Regions from separate parts of the Mus musculus genome. Here region 2 is linked to region 1. The links are chromatin contacts, found by POLR2A ChIA-PET in ENCODE. All regions are on one chromosome and are shown on one strand. The core of a region is the stretch at or near the end of the contact, and the rest is flanking DNA. Distances in the headings are between cores, read along the strand shown. Region 1 holds the start of Racgap1 (Rac GTPase-activating protein 1). Region 2 holds the start of Cox14 (cytochrome c oxidase assembly protein 14).

The links. ChIA-PET counts read pairs that join two places held with the same protein, here RNA polymerase II (POLR2A).
Region 2: POLR2A ChIA-PET joins it to region 1 with 29 read pairs in embryonic stem cell. The contact joins the promoter of Cox14 here to the promoter of Racgap1 in region 1. POLR2A ChIA-PET finds 5 or more read pairs at or near these places in 4 of 5 experiments (Patski and embryonic stem cell).

The regions. Positions count from the first base shown.
Region 1 is chr15:99,649,672-99,653,653 of GRCm38, reverse strand. Racgap1 (Rac GTPase-activating protein 1) reads left to right here and starts at 1,998. Exons shown (of 17, transcript NM_001253808.1): 1 at 1,998-2,147.
Region 2 is chr15:99,723,323-99,727,304 of GRCm38, reverse strand. Cox14 (cytochrome c oxidase assembly protein 14) reads right to left here and starts at 1,687. Exons shown (of 2, transcript NM_183256.3): 1 at 1,457-1,687. It overlaps Gpd1 (glycerol-3-phosphate dehydrogenase 1 (soluble)), which reads right to left. Exons shown (of 8, transcript NM_010271.3): 8 at 2,291-3,982. Gm16537 (predicted gene 16537) reads left to right here and starts at 2,831. Exons shown (of 3, transcript NR_155353.1): 1 at 2,831-2,988.

The sequences.
Region 1 (3,982 bases), core at 749-3,248:
TCACCAGTCTGGTGCATCAGGCAAAAGGTGCTGAGTGAGATGATACTTGGCTCCTGGGTTCCGTGGAGGGGTTGGAGGGCAGTGTCTCCATCCCGTTCCCGCCCCACCCACCCCCACTCCAGCCGGCCCATCACCGGACATCGTTTGGAATATGTAGATTGGGTGGTGGGATGGAATACTGCCACCATCTGGTAGAGTTCAACTCACCTGCACTTGAATGACTTTGTTGGGGCTGCCTACCATGCTAAATGCAGCAGTAAATCAAAGGAGTCCTACTGCGGTTCTCTGGAAGCCGATGGACTGGCCAGCAAAGCAAGGGGGTATTTACTGAGCAGATACTTGGTACTGGGACATGTGCTTCATTTTACAAGGATGTCTGAAAGGCCCCGAGAGTCAGACATTGTTTCCACTTATAGATGCCTGAGCCAAAGCACAGCACGTGGAAGGCCCTACAAAAGTAACTAGAAGAATCAGAAAACGATGAGGTAACTCACACAGAGGAGGAAGGGAGCTAGAAATTATAGCAAAAGCACACAGAGGCAGGCAGCATAGACTCCTTTGAAGAAAGCATTAAAATAATAATAATAATAATTCAAGTTGCCCAAAGGACAGATAGGACTTAGTCAAATGAAGTTGGGGGAATGGGCAGGAAGGATGTTTGGGGCAGACGGAACAGCAAGAGTTCTGCAAGCGCTGGATGCTAAGAGTAGCTTGGTGCACTTCAGGACCTGTAGACAGGAGGGAGTCAGGAGGGGCAGCTGGAGAGCCCGGAAGCCCAGGTTAGGGGAGCCCTGTTAAAGACCCTGATCTTTTTTTAAGGAGGAGAAGTGAAACGGTTAATGGTTTTCAGCAAGGAAGAGCCATGGTTGGATCTGATTTTTTGTTTGTTTTAGGCTGGTGTGAAACTAAGTAGCAGAGGCTGGTCTTAATCCCTCAGCCTCCACGCCCTAAGTGCTGGGGTTTCGGGTGTGTGCCACCACACCCACCCAGAACTGCCTTTGAAAATACCACGGTTGTAAAGAGTTCGAGGAAGGGCTCAGTTCCCTTGGTGGTTAGACTTCTGAGGCAGGCCAGGCTGGCCTTGAACTTACAGAAATCTGCTTCTGCTGTGCTGGGGTTAAAGGGGTGTACCTGGATCACTGTTTCTAGTAAACTCTAGCTAGCCAGTATTTTGTCAAGTTGCTAGTAGCCACACCTACCAGTAATTAGTAAATTCAGGAAGGAAGGGACACCAACACAGAGACATAACAAAAAAAGGAACAGAAACATTGGGAACACACTAATAGATTAAGATGAATAGTTTGCTGGTGTACGTAAAAGGCATTTCTGATGTTGGGTCCAGATCTTTCAAAGTTTCAAAGCCTCTGTACCAATACGACGCCAAATTTTAAGTGCCACTTATTAAATGGAATTATAACACTTCATTTTGCATTTCTATTTGTTTTCTTGAGCTGTCTTCCCCCATTCATAGCTACTGGAAAGCAGAGACCACATGATCGGTATTTTTTTCTGATTCCTAGCAGAGTGCTTGCTATGAAGTTGGCATACTTACTGTGCATCAAATAGAAGTCTGAATGAATGCGTGAATGAATGGAGGGATAATTATAGCTCAGTAAATATGGTTAAAATGATTGCTGCTCTGTCTCCTTCTGGAATTCTTCCTATTCTACAGTGAGACCCGAAAACTATTCAGTTATTAGTTTCCAAGGGTCCTATTTGACTGCGTGGGGAAACAGGAGGCAAGAAATAATATGCAATTAGTCAACAGGTCATTAGGATAATTGCAAGAAAGGAAGCTGGAGCCTGGAATGTGAGTCCTACACGGGCCACGAAACACCCACTACTCCCGCAAAATTGTGTGTGTGCCCTTAGTCAAAATGGCCGCCTTTCGGGCGTCTCGCTAATGTAATGCGCATGCCCATTCCGTTTTGCGCCCGCCCCCTGGCCCTGACACTTGCGTCTTCGTGATTATGAGCTCCTCTGTGATTGGCTGGTGCGTGATTTTGAACCGGATCTGGCGGCGCGGTTTTACACTGCCGTTAGTGAGGCGCGTCGCTGGTAGACAGCAGCCCTCCTGGGGCGCGGCGGCCGGAGAGTGAGCGCCGCGGGCCGGACGGGGTTGCGTGTGCGCGGGGCCGGGAGCCTCGGTAAGCCGGTCGAGGTCGCGAGCGAGCGAGCGAGCGGGCGGCGGGGAGGCGGGCGAGGGGAGGGGGCGGCGGGACCCGGCTGCTCTCGGCGTGGCGCTCCTTGCAAAGTCGGGGCGTCCTTTTGAGGCGTGGCCGGCCGGGTGCGGGTGTGGTTCCCTCAAGGTGGTCTTGGCGAGCCCCAGTGCCGGGCGTGGGAATGGCGGGGAGAGCCCCCTCATACCCTTTTCCGAGGAACAGTCTCTTTTGAGGGAGAAATCAGGTGTTTGGGGAACCCGGCGGCCTGACGTGGAGAGCCTCTACCTTCTAGGCTGTCTCCCACAAGGCTCATTAGAACATCCCTAGTTGTGGAGAGTTGGAATGTTGCAAATTCGGAGCCTATCTCGGGTGATTTTTTTTTTCCAGGCCCCCCCCCCTTTTAATAATTTATTGCCCACCTCTGTCACTGACCTACCTACTGTTCTGTGATTTGCATGTGAAACCCTTTGGGGTGTATTAATTTATATGAACAGCTTCCACCAACAGAAAAGCTAAGACTTGTTCTTAACTATAAAACGTAGTGAGAATGGTTATATCACAACGTAGTATTTTGGTATTCTGGATTCATGTTCACTAGCCAGGGTCACTTATATTTGGCTCACTCATTTCCCTTGGAATGAGAGCTTTGTTTTTGTGCCTCAGAAAGAGAGGAAGAAAGAGAGGAAGAGGGGGAGAGACTGACTGCAGTACTCCCAATAGTGTATCGGAAGGTTATTGGATTTACTGTTTACCTTTTAAAGTTCTATCACTCCTAAATAAACTGGACTCCGTGTATGTGTGGTAGTGTCTTATGTAGCCCAGGCTGGCCTCTTGTAGCCAAGGATAACCTTGGACTTCTGAGCCTCCTGTCCTTGGAGTGCTGGGATTACAGGCATTACAGGATAACTTGGAGATTACATGTGTGATCTGCCATTCTCAGTATTTGCTGTGTTGAGGACAGAAACCAGGGGCTTGTCATGCTAGAGAGACATGGTATCAGCTGAGCTACAGGCCAGCACAATTGTACATGTAATTTCACGTAAGACTGTCTTCTACTAACCTTTAAAACCTCTGTGGACTGATGAGGCTGCATGTCAGGCTGCCAGGGTGCAGTAAAGATAGGGACTCTTATGCTGTGTTAGACTTCAGTGCTGTCTGCTGGTCAACTTGGCTTTTGGGTTGATGAAAGGTAGGTGTGTGTTTGTTTCTGTTTTTATTTCTATTCTGAGACAGGGTTTTGCTGTGTGTAACAGCTCTGTATGTCCTGGAACTCTGTAGACCAGGCTGGCCTGGAACTCACAGAGATCTGCCTACCTCTATGTCTCCTAAGCACTGGGATTCAAGGTGTGTGCTGCCATTCTCCGGGTGAAAGGTAATTCAGGCCAAAATTTCATCTGATAGTCACAAGGAGGTGTCTGGTGTGTTAGTGGAGCTAAAGATCACTCAGATAATTTGGCTGCAGATCTGAGACATTCTATCAAACTCTCCACAAATACAGACCCTCCAATCTTAGCCTTATACTTTTTTGGTTCTGTTTGGTTTTTGTTTTTTGAGATAGCTTTATAGAATTATAACATTGACTTTTACCCCTGGGTTTCCCCCCATATAAGGTTTTTATACCATGCTACATTAATAAAAAACCTGTTGCACCAAGCCTTGGGCACTGTTCTAGATACCAGTGGCTCTGCAAAGTCCTTGCTTTCCAGACAGTAAACTAAGTGAACATATCAGGTGGAGACAAGTGCTCTGGAGCAGAAGCAACCAGGAGTTATGGAAAATAGTGTGGCTGGAAGAGACTTCACTGAGAAGTAAACTCCCAG
Region 2 (3,982 bases), core at 438-2,937, 74 kb before region 1:
AAGAGTTAAGCATGGCAGTTTCAGAGCTCTGACTCAAAACATCTACACCCGAGGTACAGAAGGCCGGAAACAGGTGTATATGATGCGATGCCATCAGAGCTAACACAGGCTCTCCTTATTTGTGCTTAAAAAGTGACCAGCCGGGGCTGGAGAGATGGCTCAGTGGTTAAGAGCACTGACTGCTCTTCCAGAGGTCTTGAGTTCAATTCCCAGCAACCACATGGTGGCTCACAACCATCTGTCATGGGATCCAATGCCCTCTTCTGGTGTGTCTGAAGACAGCTATAGTGTATTCATATACATAAAATCCAGAAATAAATCTCTTTAAAAAAAAAAAGTGACCAGCCCACCCAGACTATACTAGGAATCAAACCTGGGTCCTCTGGAAGAACAGCAAGGCTCTTAACTGCTGAGCCATCTCTCCAGCCTCAGAACCATATTTTAATCAGGCTACTTATTGTGGTAGTGAAATTCTCCCGAGAGAGGACCTGAAGATAGACTTGAGGATGTGTGTGTCTGGGGGATCCTGCCTGTAGAGTGCCAGAGTCACTTCGCCCTGGTGAAAAGCTAATTTCACCTTGTTCACTGATAGAGAAGATTTGAGTATGATTTAAAGTGGGATGTAACTCAGTGTAGCAGGCACAAAGCCAGAGGTTCAGTCCCCAGAACTGCATTAAACAGAGCATGTGGTATATGCTGGAAATCCCAGCACTCAGGATGTGGACATGAGACCCTGTCAAAAACAAAAAACAAAAAAACGGGGGGGGGGTGTGAAACAAAAAGAAGCAAATCCGAGATAACCTCAAAAACAAACAATAAAACCCTGAAGTTAGAAGCCCAGATACAAGGATTAACTTTGGAAATAAAAGAAACTCTTGAGACTGGCAGAAGGTTTTCATCTGATGGGCATCCTTTACAAAACAAATAAGGATCAAAGCCCTAAAACCACCCCAGCTTCTGTCATTTAGCCCTCTTTGGAGAGACTTGGTGTCCGCAGAAAACAACTTCTGACTAACGGAGCCCAGAAAGGTAAGCTATGAACCCCATATTCTGTAGGATCAGAGAAGGTGGTGAGGACCTCAGAGAAATAAGTGGCTTTGAGGGACCGTGAGGAGCTTTGGGGTTGAGGCGAGCAGTTTCAGAAGGGAGGACAGCCAGGCCGCAGTCACACCAGGAAGGCGGTCGGACTATGACAGCCGGGGAGCCAGCAGGGGCTAGCACAGCGCAGGGACTAGGAGCCGCGCGCTCTCAAGGGCACAGGCCGAGGACGCGCGGTGCGGGACACAGGGGAGCGGAGGGGAGCGCGGTGCGGGGCACAGGGGACAGCAGGGACTCGGAACGGGGAGCAGGGGAACAGCGTGAAAAGCGGCGACACGGGGAGCAGGGGGCGCGGTGCGCCGAGCAGGAGAGCGTGGGGGGAGGGCGAGTGCGCTTGGCCGTCCGGCCCGCGGCCTACCTGGAGGCTGCAACTCGGCCGCGTCAGAGCGATGCCTGCTCAGTCTGCCACTCGCAGAGTCGCGCGGCCGCCGCAGGGCAGGAAGAGGCAGTCACCAACGCGCAGCTCCTCAGCCACTGGTGCTCAGCCCCGCTCCGGACCCGACACCCCCTGCGAAAACTCGCCCACTAAAGCGAGAGCCAGCCTTGAACTTCCGGCTTCTACCTCTCTCTTACGCACGCTCAGTCTAGCCTTCCTCTCGGAAAGGCCCATTGAATTCTGGGGGGTGTGGTTCTGGTCCATCAAGAGCGCTCCTTGGAAAACGGGAAAAATTTTAGCTCAGAATTAGCCAATCCGCAGTCTAAGTTCAGTGACGTAAACTGTAGCTAGGTAGATCCTCGGAATTCTCCAGCGATGGGCCTAGCGCCCCCTACCGCCTGGAGCGGCCCTTTACAGGGTGATCCGGAGGAACCGACCTTAGCTGGACCAGCACTAGTGAGGCCACAGAATGGGTGTAGGGGGTGAGTCGGGGGATGGGAGGGTGACTCGCTAATATTTCTGCCTTGTGCGCGACCTCCTCGTAGGCAGGCAACGTGACAGACCCTGTAAGAAGCGCTGGGAAGACTGGCTGACAGCTTGGGTGGAAGAGGGGATACGAAGCACAAAAGGGGACGGGGGTGGGGTGGGGGGGTGGAGGTGGGGGCTGTGAGCAGAGTGGACGCCAATGCCGATTGATGCCCGAGTGTGGCTGCTATTAAACAAGGATGATTTTTTCCACTTCTTGTCTTACATTGAGTAAAACATGCATGCAGTGATACATGACCCCACACACTGCCACATAAACTCCCCCAACTCTTCCAGTTTCTGGAAAAACCACACTTTATTGGGTAGACAAGTGGCCTGACAGAAGACCTCAGATTCACAGTTGACTGACTGAGCAAACATAGGTTAAGGTGTTGGAATCTGTCTGCATCCCGCCCCAGTCTCCCGGGGAACAGCTCTGAATTGAGTCATGCGTGGGAGGGTTCCAGCCCAGTCGGGATCGATGACAGGGCCCCCCCTCTTCCCCTTACCCGACAGCTCTGACCTTCACTAAGACGGAATTCTTAAAGGCTAGGAGCAGAGAGGGACCTGGCACCTTAATGTGTTAGTTTAATATCAAGCTGGCCAGAGCCACGGTGTCCCAGTTGCTGCCACACAGGAAATGGAGACCCCTGGTGGAGAGAGAAACCTCCAGCTATTTATAGCTAGCGCTCCAGGCTGCTGATCTGTGACATTCTCTTGCTGCCACCCAACTTTGGAACAGGGCCAGTGCAAAGCAGTCTCCCATCCCCCTCTGATCTCCCTCACCCCAGGGCAGGCAGTTTTCAATTGTCCTTCCCTCGAGTTCCCCAGCTCCTGAGGTGTGTGGGTCCGATCTCGCGAGGACCTTGTTCTGTTCCGAGGACAGCTGGCCTTGGACTAGGACCCACCAACCCTTGTGGAAACCTACTGAACCTTTGAGCTGCTCCTTAGTTCTAAGCCTACAGATGCCGGGTGGCCTTCCAGGCTGGGTGAGAACGACTTGGGCAAAAGGAAAGGGCAGAGTCAAGAATATGGGCTGACAGCCCTGAGGACGATAAACTATAAATCCTACATTCTGTTAGACGTGAAGTTGGTGGTGACTGCAGAGAGAAGCGGCCTTGTGGGGAGGACCCTGAGAAGAAAGGTCAGCAGTAGGAGGGGCTGGCCGGGGCCGGAGCTCCTGACTGGGGAGGTGGACAAATAGGAAGGTCAGGGGAGCCTGAGCCATCTGAGCCTGCTGTGAAAAGAGTGTAGCTCTGTCAGCAGATTAGATTCCTGCTCCCCAAAGAGGGTGCTGGCAGCTGGGTGCAGGCAAGGGAAAGCTGGGAAAGGTCACACAGGGTGGGGAGGCCCTGACAAAGCTCCAGGAACCAGGAAGTCTCTGGGAAGAATGGAGCGCCCCAGGGCCAGAGATGCCTGTGGAGAGCAACTCTTGTGCCAGAGTAGCCTGGGGGAGGGGGAAGTAGAGGCTTCTGAGGAAGCAAGTGTTGCTAGGAGAAGTTAGAGTGGGGTTGTTTGAGAGCTTTGTATTTTGTTAGCAAACAGTGAGATCGTTGATGTTGTGTGGGGCCTGGCAGAGGTCGGCCAAAGGGTCTCTGGGGTCTGTGTCAGCTCAGGCATCCAGACCCTTCCCTTGGCAGCCTTTGCCCCATCTTTCCTGTGGCTGAAGTGCTTCTTCAGTCACTTAATGGGACTTGGGACCGGTTCCCAGTGTGTGTGAGGCAGCAACCGGCAGCCCTTGACTTGGCGCCTTCCCTTCCCCCAACCCCACCCCTGGAGCAGGCACCACTGGGGCTTAGTTCTACACTTCCCAGAGGACAGCAAGGAAGTGTGGATTCTGTGGCGAGCATCTCTAGGTGTGTAGCTGAGCCCCGCAGCCTCCTGTCCTCAGGGTCCTTCAGAGAGGACTCTGCTAGATGGGGAGTCCTGGAGACAGTCCTGATGACGGGTGTCACGTGCTTCCTTCCGCTTGTCTCCGTTGGG